Regions from separate parts of the Homo sapiens genome. Here region 1 is linked to region 2. Evidence: chromatin loops called from intact Hi-C (ENCODE). Cell type or tissue: Caco-2. All regions are shown on one strand.

Region 1 (8,000 bases), 130 kb after region 2:
TCCCAGCTGCTTGAGAGACTGAGGCAGAAAGATTGCTTGAGCCCAGGAGTTCCAGGCTACAGTGAGCAAGGATTCCACCACTGCACTCCAGCCTGGGTGACAGAATGAGACTCTGCCGGAAAACAACAACAACAAAGAAAAAGAAACACAAAACACTTTAGGTAGAAACTTAGACAACAAAGAGAGAAATATTTTGGGACAATAACCTACTTCATTCAGGTGTTAGGTCGGCCCTACTCAGCACTCAGAGGGAAAAAAGTTTAAATGGGTAAAGTCCTGGTATGAGTCAGGATAGCCTAGGCTCTGCTGAGGCAGCAAATGAACCTTGAAATCCAGTCTCTGGAAGTCTCCACCTCATTCATTCACTAGGTAAAGTACGTGGAGTGTCAAATGCAGGTAGCGACTGAAAAGAAGGTCAATGAGAGCAAATTATTTTGGGGAGATTTAGATTTGTGACTGTTTAGTTACAATGTTGCTAAGAGAAAAAAAAACCTATGCTAGCGGCTAAACTACGGTTAAGTTTGTCACAGATTCCGTGTGTCAGGGATAAATATGATACCCATTTAAAACTTTTGTTTTATGTTGTTCACTTTTGAAATATTCAAATCTTTTATCCCGAATAAGTAATCATTACATCAACAAAATATTTATCCTGAATGTGGTAGATGCTTACTTAGTGTCTGCCCAATGACTAAATGAAATGCATGTTAGGAGTTTATAGTATGAAGTGAAATATAGGTAAACTAATCACAGAAGAAACAGGCCAAAAAACATCCTTGGAAGGCTTTTCTCCCCTGAAGTTTGAGTTTTCATGGGCCAGTAAAATTGAAAAAAAAAAAAAAAAGATGAACAAGTTAGCCAGTAAGGACATTAAAAACAACAGCAACAATTATCACCTATCAACCATCACCTATCAATAAAGTGAATCAAAACATCAGGCTTAACCTGCAATTAGAATAAGAACAGTCTTTAAATTCATTTAGCTTTGTGAAAATCTCACTACACTGTCCTTATTTTTCTCATTCTGTCAAAGCAAAATGCACTAATCAGGCTAACTGTCCCCCCTCCACGCATCTCCCTTTAGAACTGTGATAAACAGAGCCCCAGGACAGTAGGATCCGGACTCAGCTATGCAAGCAGGACTGAGGAGAGTTGCTGCCCGGCTTGTTGGGGGGCGGCTTGCTTTCAGGGACAGTGCCCTGCCTGGTTCCTGGCTGTCTCCCAGCCTACCCACGACCCTCTCCCTCTGAGCGGGGCGGTGGCATTAGCTGTCTCATGGGGCAGCCCAGGGCCCTGGCTTCTGGACTCCTGCCCTTGCTCTCCCCAGAGAACAGTTCTCACAGGGATTAGCCTGAGGCCCAGTCGCCCGGTCTCTCACGGGGAAGCGCACATTTCCTTTCCTGGCTCTCTGCACCTACCTGGGAAGGCGGCCCGCCTTGCTGCTACCTGCCAGTCTGCTGGCCCGCCTGGTCCTGTGGCTCTCCGTGGAGCTTTCTGGAGCAAAGAGGCTGAAGAATACAGCGGCACAGGGCCAGAAGCTGGCTTCTAGGGGCTGGGCCATGTCTCTCGGATCTTGGTCCTCTCCTCTCAGCTTGTTCTTGTGGCTTCAGCTGCCTTCAGCCTCCCGTGGAGCCGTGGGAAGGGGGTGCTGCCTGCTGACAATGGAATTTCAGGGCCTTGGGGACACGCAGGCTCCAGGCAGGAGCTCCCTTGGGTTGGGAGATGCGCCCCCCAGTACTGGTCATAAGAAAGAGAAGCAAAGATGAGTACAACTGACATGTGTAAGAATTTTCACCTTTATCGGCACACAGGGATGACATTCTAAGGGACCTGGGAGGCAGCAGACACTTTTTAATTAGTTTGATGACATGGCCATTTGGACAGCCGGGAAGACAGGTCGATGTAATCATTAATACATCTTATTGCTTTACAAGGCAATAAACTAAGGAAACGGGATCCAGTTTGTGGTTTTCTCCTTTTACCTGGGCTCCTGTTTGTGTATATGTGTGTGTTTATCCAAGTTTAAACTTTCAGGGTTATATAACCGTTCCCCTTGGCTTACAATCAAACTTCCAGATTAGCTGGAGGTGCCCTGCGCAAGTTAGGAGTTGGTGTGGGGGTGAGCCACGTGACCGAGCCTGGCTTCCTGGTTGGGGCTGCTCTCTAAGCAGAGGTGTTTGCTTGCAGCTCCGGGAAGAGCGTTGTCTGGAGATCCTGGTACCCATTCTTCAGGCTTTGGGGACAATGCCCTGAGCATCTCCTGTTCTCAAAACTGTAGCTATATAAAATTAGAAATCCTATCAAGCTTTGTTCCTTGTAAAGAATGTCCAGTGCACTGAGATGTCTATACTGGCAGGAACCACTTGAAAGGAAGTCAAAATTTCCAGTTATTCAAGTTCTTATCAAAGTGGTACTCACTGGGTTGAAACAATGTGATTCTTGGAAGGACTGTCTTATGAGGCTCAGATTCCAAATGTTTCCTTTCTTCTCTTGCTTGCCTCCTTCTTTTAACTGAGTTACTATCTCCTAGATGCTGATTACAGTAAAAATTATGTCTCTCTCTGTAGGATTTGTCAATGTGGTGAGAAACAGATTATGAGTGGGGCTGAACATTTCAAACTTCTTCTGGTAGAACACCCATCACCCAATCATCTGTGTGATGATTAATATTATACATCAACTTGGCTGGGCCACAGTGACATGAAACCTTCTGGGTGTTTCTATAAGGGTGACTTTGGATAATACTAACATTTAAATCAGTAGACTTTGAGTGAAGCAGAGTACTCTCCATATCACAGGTGGGCCTCATCCCATCAGCTGAAGGCCTTACAGGAACAAAGATTGACCTCCCAGTATAAGAAGTAATCTGCCAGCAGGCTGCCTTTGGACTCCAACTGCAACTCTTCCCTGGGTTTCCAGCCTGCCAGCCTACCCTGCAGACTTTGGACTTGCACCTCCACAACCATGTGAGCCAACTCCTTAAAATCTCTCTCTCTTTTTCTATGTACACACACACACACACACACACACACACACACACACACACACGCACACAGAGTTGCCCTTCAATATCCATGAGTGATTAGTTTTAGGACCCCCACAGATACCAACCATGAATGCTGAAGTCCCTGATATAAAATGATGTATTATCGGCATATATCTTACACACATCCTTCCATGTACTTTAAATCATCTCTAGATTACTTATAATACCTCATACAACATAAATGCTATGTAAATAGTTGTTATACTATACTGTTTAGGGAATAATGACATAACAAGAAAAAAGTCTGTATGTGTTCAGTTAGATGCTTTTCTTAAAAAATATTTTTTAGCCCCAGTTGGTTGAATCCACAGATGTGGAGGTTCCAGATGCGGAGGACCCAGTGTAAATATATGCACATCCTGTTGGTGCTGTTTCTCTGGAGAAGCCTGACTAATACAAACAGTATATGGATTGTTGGTAGAACCTCATGTCTCCCCTAAAACCCAGATCAACTTGTCCCTTTCTGCCTCTCATAGGCCTCCAGAGTTTAAGATGAGGATTAGTGGCTCAGGTGAGCGCAGTGGCTCACGCCTGTAATCCCAGCACTTTGGGAGGCCAAGGTGGGCAGAGCACTTGAGCCCAGGAGTTCGAGACCAGCCTGGGTAGCATGGCGAAACCCCATCTCTGCAAAAAATACAAAAATTTGCTGAGTGTGGTGGCACACACCTGTAGTCCCAGCTACCAGGGAGGCTGAGGCGAGGATCACTTGAGCCTGGGAGGCAGAGGCTGTAGTGAACCATGATTGTGCCACTGCACTGCAGCCTGGGTGACAGAGTGAGACTCTGTCTCAAAACAAAAGAAAGAAAAGAAAAAGAAATGGGTTAGTGCCTCCCAAGTCTTAGATCCCTAGTGAAAGGCCTATAAAAATGCAAAGCCCCAACCCAGCCAGAACTCCTCCCCACACAGAAATAACAAGCTGGAGTCTTGAGGACCTCCCAGACCTGATTTCCTGCTCTGCGGCCCTCTGGAGGGGGCCTAAAAGGGAGGCATATACCCCAGCAGCTAAGGGAAGGCAAACATTGAGTCCAAGCAAAGGATCTCAGTCCTTTGCACTATGTATGGTGCAGAGAAGGCCTTCCAGTCACTGTGCTGCACCACTTGAGTGTGCCACTCTGTAAACTCAGCAAAGGCATGAGTCACTTTGAGTTCCAAAGGTCCCCCCATCCCCCAATTCTTTCCTTCTCAGTTTGGTTTGCTATTTCAGTGGGAGGTTCAGAGGATAAGCTGGAAAGACAGCAAGCAGCACAGGAGAGTGACAGGATGGCCTGTGACTAATAGAGACCAGGTTATTGTCCCCTGACCTTTTATTTTTCACAAGAGACTAACATTGCTTTTTTTTTTATCATAAAAATGATGTATTACTTATTGGAAAAAAATTCCAATACTGAAAGTATTAAAAAGAAAGCCGAACTCTACCACTCTGAGATAACCACTGTTCCAATTTGGTGAATATTTTTCCAGATATCTGTGTAGGTATGTGTATTAGTTTGCTAGGGCTACTATGACAAAGTACCAAAAACGGGGTGGCTTAGACAGCAGAAACTTGCTCTCTCACAGTTCTAGAGGGTAGAGGTCTGAGGTCAAGGTGTCAGCGGGTCTGGTTTCTTCTGATGCCTCTCTCCTTGGCTTGTAGAGGGCTTTCTCCCTGACACTTCATGTGGTCTTTTCTCTCTCGATCATGTCTCTTTCCACATGTCTTCTTCTTACAAGGAACACCAGTCGTATTGGACTAGGGTCCCTCTAAAGAACTCATTTTCACTTAATTTGTTCTTTAAAGACCCTATTTCCAAATATAAACACATTCCGAGGTGTTAAAACTTTAACAAAGGAATTTTAACGGGACACGTATCAGCCTGTAACAGTGTGTATACGTGTACCTATCAGTAGATTTACAACAAGGAGATGTTACCCTTGTTTTTTTGTAACTGCTTTTTTTTTAACTCATCAACATATCTTTCTAAAGTGATAAATAGAACCAATTCTCATGACTACTTACTATTCTGTTGTATGTATCATAATTTATTAACCACCTCTGGTTTGATATAAATTTTTTCCTGAAGTTCACAATTATCAACGATGTTGCAATGGACATCCTTTGGATATTTGGCTGGTTATTTACTTAAAGGTAAATGTTTACAAGTTACATTGCTGGATCAAAGAGAAGTTTATTTTAAATTTTGGTACAAATACAATAGTATAGAAACCTTTGATTTTTAAAGAGGTCAAATTTATTAGTGTTTTGAGGGCCTATGCATAAAAATGTTAGAACTATGACATAATTATTAGTACAGTGTTAAGTTTGGCCTAAAGCTGCCTCTTTACGTATTTTAAGCTTGATCTAAAGGTTTCTCCTTGCATGGTGAAATCTAACCTAACTGGATGTGTAAACAGACTATGATCTGCTCTTATAACAAGTAGCCGAGTTTCAGTCCATCACAGCAGCCGTACTTCAACCACTCCCAGGCAGCCAACTATTCAAACTGTGTTCCAATAAGGCAAACGCAGAGCTGTAACCAGTCCGGCAGATTCTGTATTTCACTTCCATTTTCTGCATCTCACTTTCCTTGTTCTGTCCATAAGTTCTCTCCAGCCACGTGGCAGCGCTGGAGTCTCTCTGAACCTATGCTGGTTCCTGGCACTGCCTAACTCATGAATGGTTCTTTGCTCAATTAAACTCAATTAAATGTAATTTGTTAATATAGTTTGGATGTGTGTCCTTGCCCAATTCTCATACCGAACTATAATCCCCAGTGTTGGAGGTGGGGCCTGGTGGGAGGTGATTGGATCATGGGGGAGGATTTCTCATGAATGGTTTAGTGCCATCCCCTTGGTACTGTTCTCATGACAGTGAGTGAGTTCTCACGAGATCTAGTCATTTAAAAGTGTGTGGCACCTCCTCCCCTTGCCCTTGCTTTGCCATGTGATGTGCCTGCTCCCCCTTTGCCTGCTGCCATGATTGGAAGCTTCCTGAGACCTGTCTGGAAACAGATGTCTCTAAGCTTCCTGTACAGCCTGCAGAACCATGAGCCAATTAAGCCTCTTTTCTTATAAATTAATCAGTCTCAGGTCTTTCTTTCTTTCTTTCTTTTTTTTTTTTTTGAGACAGAGTCTCACTCTGTCACCCAGGCTGGAGTGCAGTGGCGCAATCTCGGCTCATTGCAGCCTCCGCCTCCCAGGATCAAGCGATTCTCCTGCCTCAGCCTCCCAAGTAGCTGGGATTACAGGCACCCACCACCACACCCAGCTAATTTTGTATTTTTAGTAGAGATGAGGTTTCATCATGTTGGTCAGGCTGGTCTCAAACTCCTGACCTCAGGTGATCCACTACCCTTGGCCTCTCAAAGTGCTGGGATTATAGGCATGAGCCACTGTGCGCCCAGCCCAGTCTCAGATATTTCTTTATAGCAATGTGAGAATGACCTAATACATTTGTCTTACATTTTTCTTTTAACAATGGAATAGTTACAGTGCATTTTAAATTGCAAATCTTAGCTCTAACAGCATTTCCTTTTGTGTATAAGGCATATTTTAGGCTCTTTGACACCCAAATAATTGACCAATTGCTTCAGTATTATTTACGGATAATTTATCTTTTCCCCTTTGATTTAAAATGCCTCGTTGACCACATATTAAATTCTCATTTATTACATGGTTCTGTTTTTTGTTTTGTTTTATTTTTAGAGTCAGGGTCTGGCTCTGTCTCCCAGGCTGGAGTGCAGTGGTGCCATCATAGCTTGCTGCAGCCTCAAACTCCTGGCCTAATGCGAGCCTCCTGCCCCAGCCTTCTGAGTAGCTCCTTAGCGTGTGTCACCACACCTGGCTAAGTTTTTTATTTTTTATAGAGACGGGGTCTCACTTTGTTGCCCTGGCTGGTTGATTTTTAGACTCTGTTTTTGTCCATTGATTTAATTGTCTATGTCTGTGCCAGCAACCATACTTTTTTAATAGTTGTATAATATATTTTGATATCAGATAAAATTCATTCCCCCCCCCCAAAAAAAAAACCTTGGCTATTTTTATGAGTTCTATTTTGACTTATTTTTAAAGTAGTTTTTGTTGTTGATTTAGTAGAAGCATATAGAAAAGCACACAAGTCAAAGTTCGTGGCTTGATCAATATTCAAAAGAGAAAACACTCATGTTCCCACTACCCAGGTCAGGAAATAGAACCTTTCCAGAACCTCCAAAACCCCTCATGTGTCCCTACCAGTCACTAGGGCCTCCCCAGAGGTAACCACTATACTGATGTCAATCATCACATCCATTTTGCCTTTGTCTATATATATTTAAATTTTTTTTTAATTGTGGTAAAAAATGCACAACATAAAATTTAGCATCTTGACCCTTTTTAACTTACAACCCAGTAATGTTGAGATCATTCACATTGCTGTGCAACCAATCTCCAGAACTCTTCTCATCTTGCAAAACTAAAACTCCATATCTAATAAACACTACTCCCCATTGTCCCTTCCCATAGCCCCTAGCAACCACCATGCTACTTTCTGTCTCTATGAATTTGGCTATTTTAGGTACCTCATATAAGTGAAATCATACAGAAGTTTTATTTTTTTTTGTGACTGGTTCATTTCACTTAGCATAATTTCTTCAAGGTTCATCCATGTTGTAGCATGTGTAAGAACTGTATTTCTTTTTAAGGCTGAATAATATTCTACTGTATGTATATTCTACATTTTATTTGTCCATGGGCACTTGAGTTGCTTCAACCTTTTCACTATTGTGAATAATGCTGCTATAAACATGGGTGTACAAACATCTCTTCAAGACCCTGCTTTCAATTCTTTTGGATAGGTATCCAGAGGTAGAGTTGCTGGATCAATAGTAATCCTATTTTTAACTTTTTCAGGAACCGCCATTGTATTAGTCCGTTTTCACATTGCCAATAAAGACATACCCGAGACTGCACAATTTACAAAAGAAAGAGGTTTAATGGACTT
Region 2 (8,000 bases):
CCTTCTCATTATAGAAGCTTAGTGCAAAGAACTGTCCAGAGCTAGTTCACTAAACTAAGCACACACTCGATTTCCAAGGGGAGCAGAAAGGGCTTTACCAATTGCTAAGTCACCAACATGTCCCTTTGCCCATCTTTCTATGTCCTACAAAGACTTATGTGGGGTGTGCACATAGTATTTCCCCAGGGAAACACACACACACACACACACACACACACACACACACTCTCTCTCTCTCTCTCTCTCTCTCTCTAATATTGTTGATTGATTAGGTTTGTTTGGAGACTGCTTAAACTGTGTGTGTTATGGTTTCAAATTACTGTTTGCTCTTCTAACTTCTTAGAAGGGTAAACAATTTGAAAACAGTTTAAACCCATAGCAAAAGAAACTGGCATCTGACAAACTCTTTAACTTAATTCCTCTTATTAAGACTCATATACTGTTTTCTGGTGGTAAATAATGGAAAGAAATGATAGGTTTTGATGTTATATTTTACAGCTATTTTTCTCCTCAAGGTTTGAATGTTATAACAGCCAGACCCTACACAAACACCAACCAGTTTTCTAAGCACTGAGTCAATTGTAAACTAAAAAGAGCTCTAGCTGGAGGTTTTCTGGGTGAAAGCTCAGTGATATCTACAGTTTTTTTTTTCTTAGTCTCCTCTTCCATCTCCAGCCTCTAAAACACACACACACACACACACACACACACACACACACACACACACACACACACGAAAAACAAATGGATGGACAATTTGCTCTAAGGAAATACAGTATAGATAGGCAGGCATGAGAGTCATCACATTATCTTACTACCTCATTCCTGTATGTTGGGTAAAGGTTGTCTTTAATCTCTCCTACCTTCAAACAAATCAGGCACTATTGTTGACAAAATACCCCTATTTACTTCTGGCAAGGCAAATGTCATTGATGCTACCTTAGATACTAACATCACATGTGGAAGCATTTTCTATTTTAAACTTTCAACCCTGTCTTTACAAAAAATACAAAAGGTAGCTGGGCGTGGTGGCATGTGGCTGTAGTCCCACCTACTTGGGAGGCTGAAGTGGGAGGATCAGTTGAGCCCAGGAGGTTGAGGCTGCAGTGAGCAGTAACTACGCCACTGTACTCCAGCCTGGGTGATGGAGCGAGAACCTGTCTAAAAAAAAAAAAAAAAAAAAAAAAAAAAACTTCAAAAATCACTACTTAGCATTCAGAAAAATATTTCTCCCTTTTCTCCCTCTTAATGATCAGAGCCTAGTCATTACTTACAGTATTTAAAGGCAACTTACTATTTAAATTTCTTAGCCTTCAAAAATGAAGTATTGGCTGGGTGTGGTGGCTCACATCTGTAATCCCAGCACTTTGGGAGGCCAAGGCAGGAGGATTGCTTGAGGTCAGAAGTTAGAGACCAGCCTGGGCAACACAGTGAGACCCTGTCTCTATTAAAAAAAAATTAAAAATAAACTAAAAAAATCAGAAATAAAGTATTATTTTTCAGTTCAAAAGTTGTTTGGGGCCAGGCACAGTGGCTCATGCCTGTAACCACAGCACTTTGGGAGACTGAGGTAGGAGAATGTTTGTGTCACTGTACTCTAGCCTGGGCAACAGAGTGAGACTCTATCTCAAAAAAAAAAAAAGTTATTTGGAAAATTGCCAGTAAGGTATTTGATACAAATTTGCATTTTATAGTAACAGTAACAATTCTGCTGATTTTATTTTGCACTTGCCACTCTTTGAAGGAAACAAGGTCAGAGGATTGGCAAGCCTTTGCATTTGTCTGCAAATCTGTTTAACCATAATGTGGACAGAGTTTGTTTCTTTCTGCAGTTTCCAATTTTAAAAGGCAAAGATAGCCTAGAATCTTAATACTGAACAACTGATCTAATCAAATATATATTTTAAGAAGAATAACGATTAAAGATTAAGTAAAGATCTCAGTCTGTACCCTAGAGGGCCCATGAAGTAGCTCATGAATTAGACTCTTACTCCTTAAGCGAATACTAAAAGTCTGTTTTACATGGATTCTGAAATTTGATTCATTTTGAAGGCTTTGTTTAGTTGTTCCTAATGACAGATTGAAATACAAAATACTTGATGTAGGAGAAACTAAAAGCCTCTCTGGGCCAAGGAGGCAGAAGCCATAAGAATCAAAATAAACTGGGTGTAGGAAATAAAGCATTCTGGAAAGGGCAACCCAGGGAGAGGGAAGAGCAAGCTGCAAATCGAATCAGGAAAACACAGCAGTTCTTCTGCAGGGCCTGGTACCAGTGCCTGGTACAGACCCATTTTCTGGGCCACACTGAGTTATCTAACACACTTTCTGGGAGGTTTGGCCTGGTTGGAAAAGTGAGAGCTGGTCACACTGCCCACTGCTCAAGAGGCCTGCAGTGGCAGCAGCGCCACCTCCAAGCCACGAATGCCAGTAGCTGGGCAGACTTTGGGCACACTGGGCTTCAGGAGCCTTTCCAGCCTTATTTAAAGGCTGGTTGGCACATTTGGGGGATACAGATGGACAATCAGCATATTAATAGATGAAGAATAAATTGTCTTCTAGATTTTGCAGCTTTAGATCCAATCCATCAAGATATGAACTCTATTGAAGAGTTGCGCCATGCTTCATTCAAGCACTTTTTGACCACATCCTATGTACAATTTGAAAAATAAGAGTCAAAGTAGGCCAGGCGTGGTGGCTTACATATGTAATCCCAGCACTCTGGGAGGCTGAGGCGGGTGGATCACAAGGTCAGGAGATTGAGACCATTCTGGCCAACATGGTGAAACCCTATCTCTACTAAAAATACAAAAATTAGCCAGGTGTGGTGGTGCATGCTTGTAATCCCAGCTACTTGGGAGGCTGAGGCAGGAGAATCGCTTGAACCTGGGAGGCAGAGGTTGCAGTGAGCTGAGATCGCTCCACTGCATTCCAGCCTGGCGACAGTGAGACCCCGTCTCAAAAAAAAAAAAAAAAAAAAAAGTCAAAATAAGCATGACATATTCAGGGGCAGTACGTCCCACTGCTTGAGTGAAATGGGACGCATCCAATTGTGGGAGATAAACGTAGGATGCTGCCGGATTGTCAGACTGAAGAATGCTGCCTTCTTCCTGTAGGAGCACATGGGAATCTGCAGAAGGTTTTGAAGAGGTAGGTAGTGTGATGAAATCAGACTTTTAAAAACAGTGACCTGACAGCAGTTTTGGGATGGATTTAGGAAGAAGAGAGAAGCAGAAAGAACACCAAGGTAGTGGATGTAGGTATCCAATTTAACTTCTCTAAGCTAGGAAATCAGAATGCTTATAGGATCATGGTGAGAATTAAGTGTGGTGCCTGATATGTGGCCAACAGCAGATAAATACTTGTTCCCTCTTCCACTACTTGGGGTTACTGCAGTGATGGTGCATGTGAAAAATAAAACAGGTTACTTGGGAAAGAGCAGCAAATTTAGCAAATACTTGAATTTTAAAGAATTTAAGAGAGACAAGCAAAGGAAAAGCTAGGATTTCAAACAGAAAAACCAGGTCTTAGGTAAAGAGGGGGAGGTGGTGGGTGTGGGAAGAGTACTAGTTTTGAGGGAAAGATGAGTTGATTTTTGGATATTTTTATTTGGACTTGAAATTTTACAACGATAATATGGATTCAAGAGTCCCTGACATTGAAGAGAAACCCGGAGATATACCTTGAAGCTCAAATTTCCAAGCCCCTCATTTTCCCTGGGCCCTTCCAAGGATACATGTCTAGTATTATGTTTGTAAGTTTTTATTGCTTTCCTTTAAGAAGTTCCCCCAGGAGTTATACAAGCTTCAGGTCCCACGACATCTGGATGGGTTCAGTTTGAAATCAGAAGGTATTTCTTTGGGATACTGGGAGATCGAGAGTTGGAAAAACCTTGTTACTGTCCTCAAAGGAAGAGAAGGGTCAGCAGAGAAGTCCAGAGAAGCATAGAGAAGGCCTTAGGGTAGGATGCTGCCAAGGAGATCAAAGGGATGAGGGGCTGAGAATGGGTCACCAGACTTGACTTCTCAAAAAGTAACTGTTTTAGAGTGCATGCTCAATACAGTTGGGGGGAGGCCCACTGTCACGGGGTTGAGGAGGGAGGAGTAGGCAAGGGGTGTGGACTCCCCATTTAACAAGGTCGACAGTAAGAGAAAAGAAGATGCCACTCAACTCCTCACTTTCGATCTGCTGTAATTTAACTTGAGCCTGAACAGTCAATATTCCTTTGGGATTCATATTAGCTCCCTGAGCATGACATTGTCTTTCTCTTTATTACATTTTCTTATTCCTTAAGATTTTAAGATTTTCTTAATTGGATCCATTTCTCTTCATGCACCATCAATGGCCAAGAAATGGGCTATTGGCAGGCACAGTTTTGGTTTTGGGGTTGATTGGTTTGTTTACACTAATAGTTTCTCTTTCTCGATCCAAGGCTTGACCAAGGAGGTCAGGAATTCTGTCCTGGGAGTTCAGGGACTGAGGACCAGGATGGAGGAAGCAAAAGGCGTCAGGCATTAGGCTGGAAACGTCTTGGTCGGTTATCTAGGATCAAAGAGTCAAAGGTAGCGATGACTTCATCCCCGTAGAGGGCGCCTCCCTACCCCGACAGTGGATTTTCGGTCAGCCGGTTTGCCCGGGATGTTTTCTTTGACTACTTGCTTCTCACTGGCGCCCCAAGTCACTTTGAAGAAAAAAAAAATGTGATTAAATCGATTCCCCTGTTTCTTTCTGTGAGGAGTGTGCCTTTCCCAGACAGCGTGCGTTCATTCGATGAGGCCTGGCAAAATTTTTGAGGGGTCTTTTTACGCTTTAATACAACCTAAAGGTTTCTGTTACCATCATCATTGAGAATTAAAAACAAAAACAAAATAAAAAACGGTAACAAATTTACAGCTTGGCAGGCCCCAGGGAGGAGCTGACCTTTGCGAAGCTCTAGCGCAGCCAGGTTTCAGCTGTAGGGGTTGGGACAGGTCAGTTCGCCCAAGTGCTGCTAGCTCTCCAGGGAGAAGCAAGTGTTGGGGCAGAGGGTGGTCTGGCGCGTGCGTCGGGGGGCGTGTGCGGGTGTGTGTGTGTGTGTGCGCGCGTGTATATAAGAGTGTGTGCGCGCCCGTGTGCACAAGAGAGGGTGCCTGGGAGGCTGTCGCAAAGGCTCCTTTGTGAAAGGCACTTGCAGGTTCAGAAGCCAGCTTGGCGCCTCCTCTCGCCCGTTCCCCGAGGACACCTGGCTCTTCTGGGCAGCCCAGCTATCTCCGTCTCCTGCCGCCCCTACTTCTCTCGGTGGCCCCCGGCCTAGCCCCGCACCAGCCTTCGGGTGCGGGAAGCAGTGTGCCCCGAGGCGTCTCCCCCGGGGCCCCGCGCAGGTGAAGGTGAGCGCGTGGCGGTGACGGTGGCGCGCGTAGGGTGGAAGGGGAGGCGAGGGAGGGGCGGAGCAGGAAAGGGCGCGCTGCCCTTCCCGGCCGGCCAGGAGCAGCGAGGCCGCAGCTTTGTTACCTGAGGCTGCCGCTGCGCCCCGCCCCGCCCTGCCCCCTCGCGCTCAGGGTTGGCTGGGCCTGCAGTGACCGGGAGGAGGCGGCTACGCCGACACAACGGCGGGAGGCTGCAGCGGTCTGCGCGCCGGGAGCGGGGGCGCGCTGGCCGCGGGTGAGTGCGGGTCGGGCGGCCGAGGCGGGGGCGACCGCGGCGCGGGACACGGGGAGCTGGAGCCCCGCCGCTCGGGAGGGTCAGGGTTGGGGTGTTGTCCGGGACCCGAGGCTGAGGCGCCGAGAAGCGCGGCTGATGGGTGCCGGGTCTCGGCTTCCTCCGAGCCTCACCGGGAAAGCTGGAGAGGAGGTTCCAGTTCCCTCCACATCCACCCCGGTGACTTTGGCGGCCGCCCTTACCCGGCCACGGAGAACAGCGATCGGTCCCTGGAGGCGAGGACGCGCCGGTGTGGACCCGCGTCTGGAGAACGAGCTGCATCGCCAAGGCTGCTGCGGGTCGCACCTGGGCGGTTGACTATTAGTCGTGGCTAAGACTTTCAGATCAACCGCCCCCTAGTTTATCCCGACCCTTGGGAGACAGCGGCGTCCCGCACGGAATGCGCAGCCGCGGCGCCGCGCTCGGTTCCCTAGCCAGCCGGGGGCCACGCCTGGCCCCTGACACAGTGGTGGGGCGGTGGCGGGGACCTAGTGCGGTGGTGCGGACCGAGGACCAGGCGCTTCTCGCCCCGACAAACTTGCTCCGGCCGCGCGAAGTTCGGATTGCAAGTTGCGCCCCGCGCCTGCAGGAGTGTGGGGAGGGGGAGGAAGCGGGTGGGCTGGGGATCAGCCTCCAAACAAGGGGTGTCCCCAGCTCTTGGAGAGCGGGTTCTGACCGGTTTCAAACGCCAGGAGTCTCCCCTCTGTTTTTCTCAGCGGCTCGACCCGGCTCCCTTTTGGCAGAGCCGCAGTGCGGCCGTGAGGCTTTTCCCCCGCGCCTGCGACCTGGATGGGGGACGTGGGAAGATGTCGCGGCGGAGGCTCCGGGTGGGTTGGGAGCGCGCGGCCGCCGCAGACCCGGTGTCTGCGAGCCGGAAGACCCCCCCTTTCGTTTCATTCACACGGACACCTCCCCTAGTTAGCCGTCTCCCACCCAACTTCTGGGCGCAGCGTGCTAAACCCCCGCAGAGGGGCTGGCGCCCTGGGGGGCGTGGCGTGGGGAGCGTGGGCTTTCCAGCGTGGGCCCCTCGGGGAGGGGGGCGGGGCCGAGACCCCCTCCAACTGGAGGGGCCGGGAATGGGCGAGCGGGTGCGGCGGCCGACCCAGCAGCTGCAGCCGCCGGACGGGAGAGCGGTCGGCGCTGCGGAAGGCCGAGGGTCGTGCAACGCCCGCGCTGGGCGCCCGCCCCGCAGTCCCCGCCCCGCAGGCCGCGGCTTCTCTCCCCGCCGCAGAGCTGGCGCGGCGCGTGTGGGCGTCGATCTCAGCGCGCACCGGCGCCCCACCCTCGCGCCGCGACGCCCTTCTGCCCGGCGCTGATAAGGACGCAGCTGGGGCTCCGCGCGGCCCGTGGGCCGCCCACTCGCGTTCAGTTTGCTGACCCCAGCGCGGCTCCCCGGGGATTCGCGGCCCAGCCGGTGGCGGCTGAGCCGGTGGCTTGTTGGTGAGTGGCTCGGGCGGGGACCGGGGTGCCGGGTTGGGGATGTAAGGAGGCTGCGGACAGCTGTCTAACGCAGAGAGCTGGTGAACTACTACGTATCCAAACTTGAAAGAAGTGGTGTCCCAGGACCCCCCAGGCCGAATTTCTTCCGGACTTAATGGTCGGTTTTCAAACTTCCGTGTGGACAGAAACGACCTCCGGGATTCGGCCGTCTGTGACCCCCTTCAACTGACCCACAGTTGTCTTCCTGGAAGGAGCAGCCGGCGCTCCCTTCCCTCTCTCTAGAGCATCCTTTGGCACGCATGTGCTTTTTTTTTTTTTTTTCTTGGTTTTGGGACAGTGAGAGAAACTGAAAATGAACATTCAAATACAGGCGTTTTTCCTCTGCTCTCGGGTGTTGGTCTCGGGCGCCTATGAATATTTACATTGTGCTGCAGATTGAAGGCGCTTACTGGGAACGCGTTGTCCTGGGTTCTTTCACTACTGCCTGGAGCACAGGCAGACGGAACTCACAGAAGAGCTGGACGGTCCGGCTCTGGCCCGACTGCGTAATTGTACCGACTGACATTCTGTGTTTAATAATCAAGAAAGCTTTTGAAAGATAAGTGGTGGTGGAGGAGCCTTTTCCCGAATTAGTGGAGTGGGAGTAAAAATTCCATAGTTTAGAATTGTCCGTACTTTCCCCATCCTTTTCTTCTCTCCCAAATACAATAAAATAGGGCTGTGTGTTTCTCTACCTCTGCTCTCCAAACTCGGCTTGTTCTACCCTGGTTTGTCATCAGAAGCATGTGGGCCAGCCCTTCCTGCCCCCACCTCTTCTGTGGCACATGCCAGGAGTCAAGGAGAAAGGTTTTCTGGCAGGTTTTCCTTGATGTTCCTTTTGATTATTG

Evidence for each region. A loop is a pair of places that touch in the nucleus more often than their neighbours do. Peaks named below come from ENCODE experiments on the same cell type or tissue, not always from the same donor. Only the 100,000 strongest peaks of a DNase experiment are listed, where the experiment ranks them.
Region 1: it touches region 2 in a loop (2.9-fold over the local background); 2 of 110 quality-filtered maps call a loop at or near these places.

What each region holds. Positions count from the first base shown.
Region 1 is chr4:153,063,392-153,071,391 of GRCh38, forward strand. No RefSeq gene overlaps it. Among named protein-coding and RNA genes, the nearest start is that of FHDC1, 130 kb to the left of the region's middle. In Caco-2, no CTCF peak of the experiment used is centred here; DNase peaks (open chromatin) are centred at 2,117 and 4,200.
Region 2 is chr4:152,930,773-152,938,772 of GRCh38, forward strand. It overlaps FHDC1 (FH2 domain containing 1), which reads left to right and starts at 5,551. Exons shown (of 12, transcript NM_001371116.1): 1 at 5,551-5,637. LOC729870 (a long non-coding RNA gene) reads right to left here and starts at 6,065. Exons shown (of 2, transcript NR_136614.1): 1 at 5,877-6,065; 2 at 3,744-4,678. RefSeq lists silencers at 5,507-5,596, 6,929-7,188. In Caco-2, a CTCF peak has its summit at 4,586; DNase peaks (open chromatin) are centred at 4,579, 5,489 and 5,949; H3K4me3 peaks cover 3,023 bases.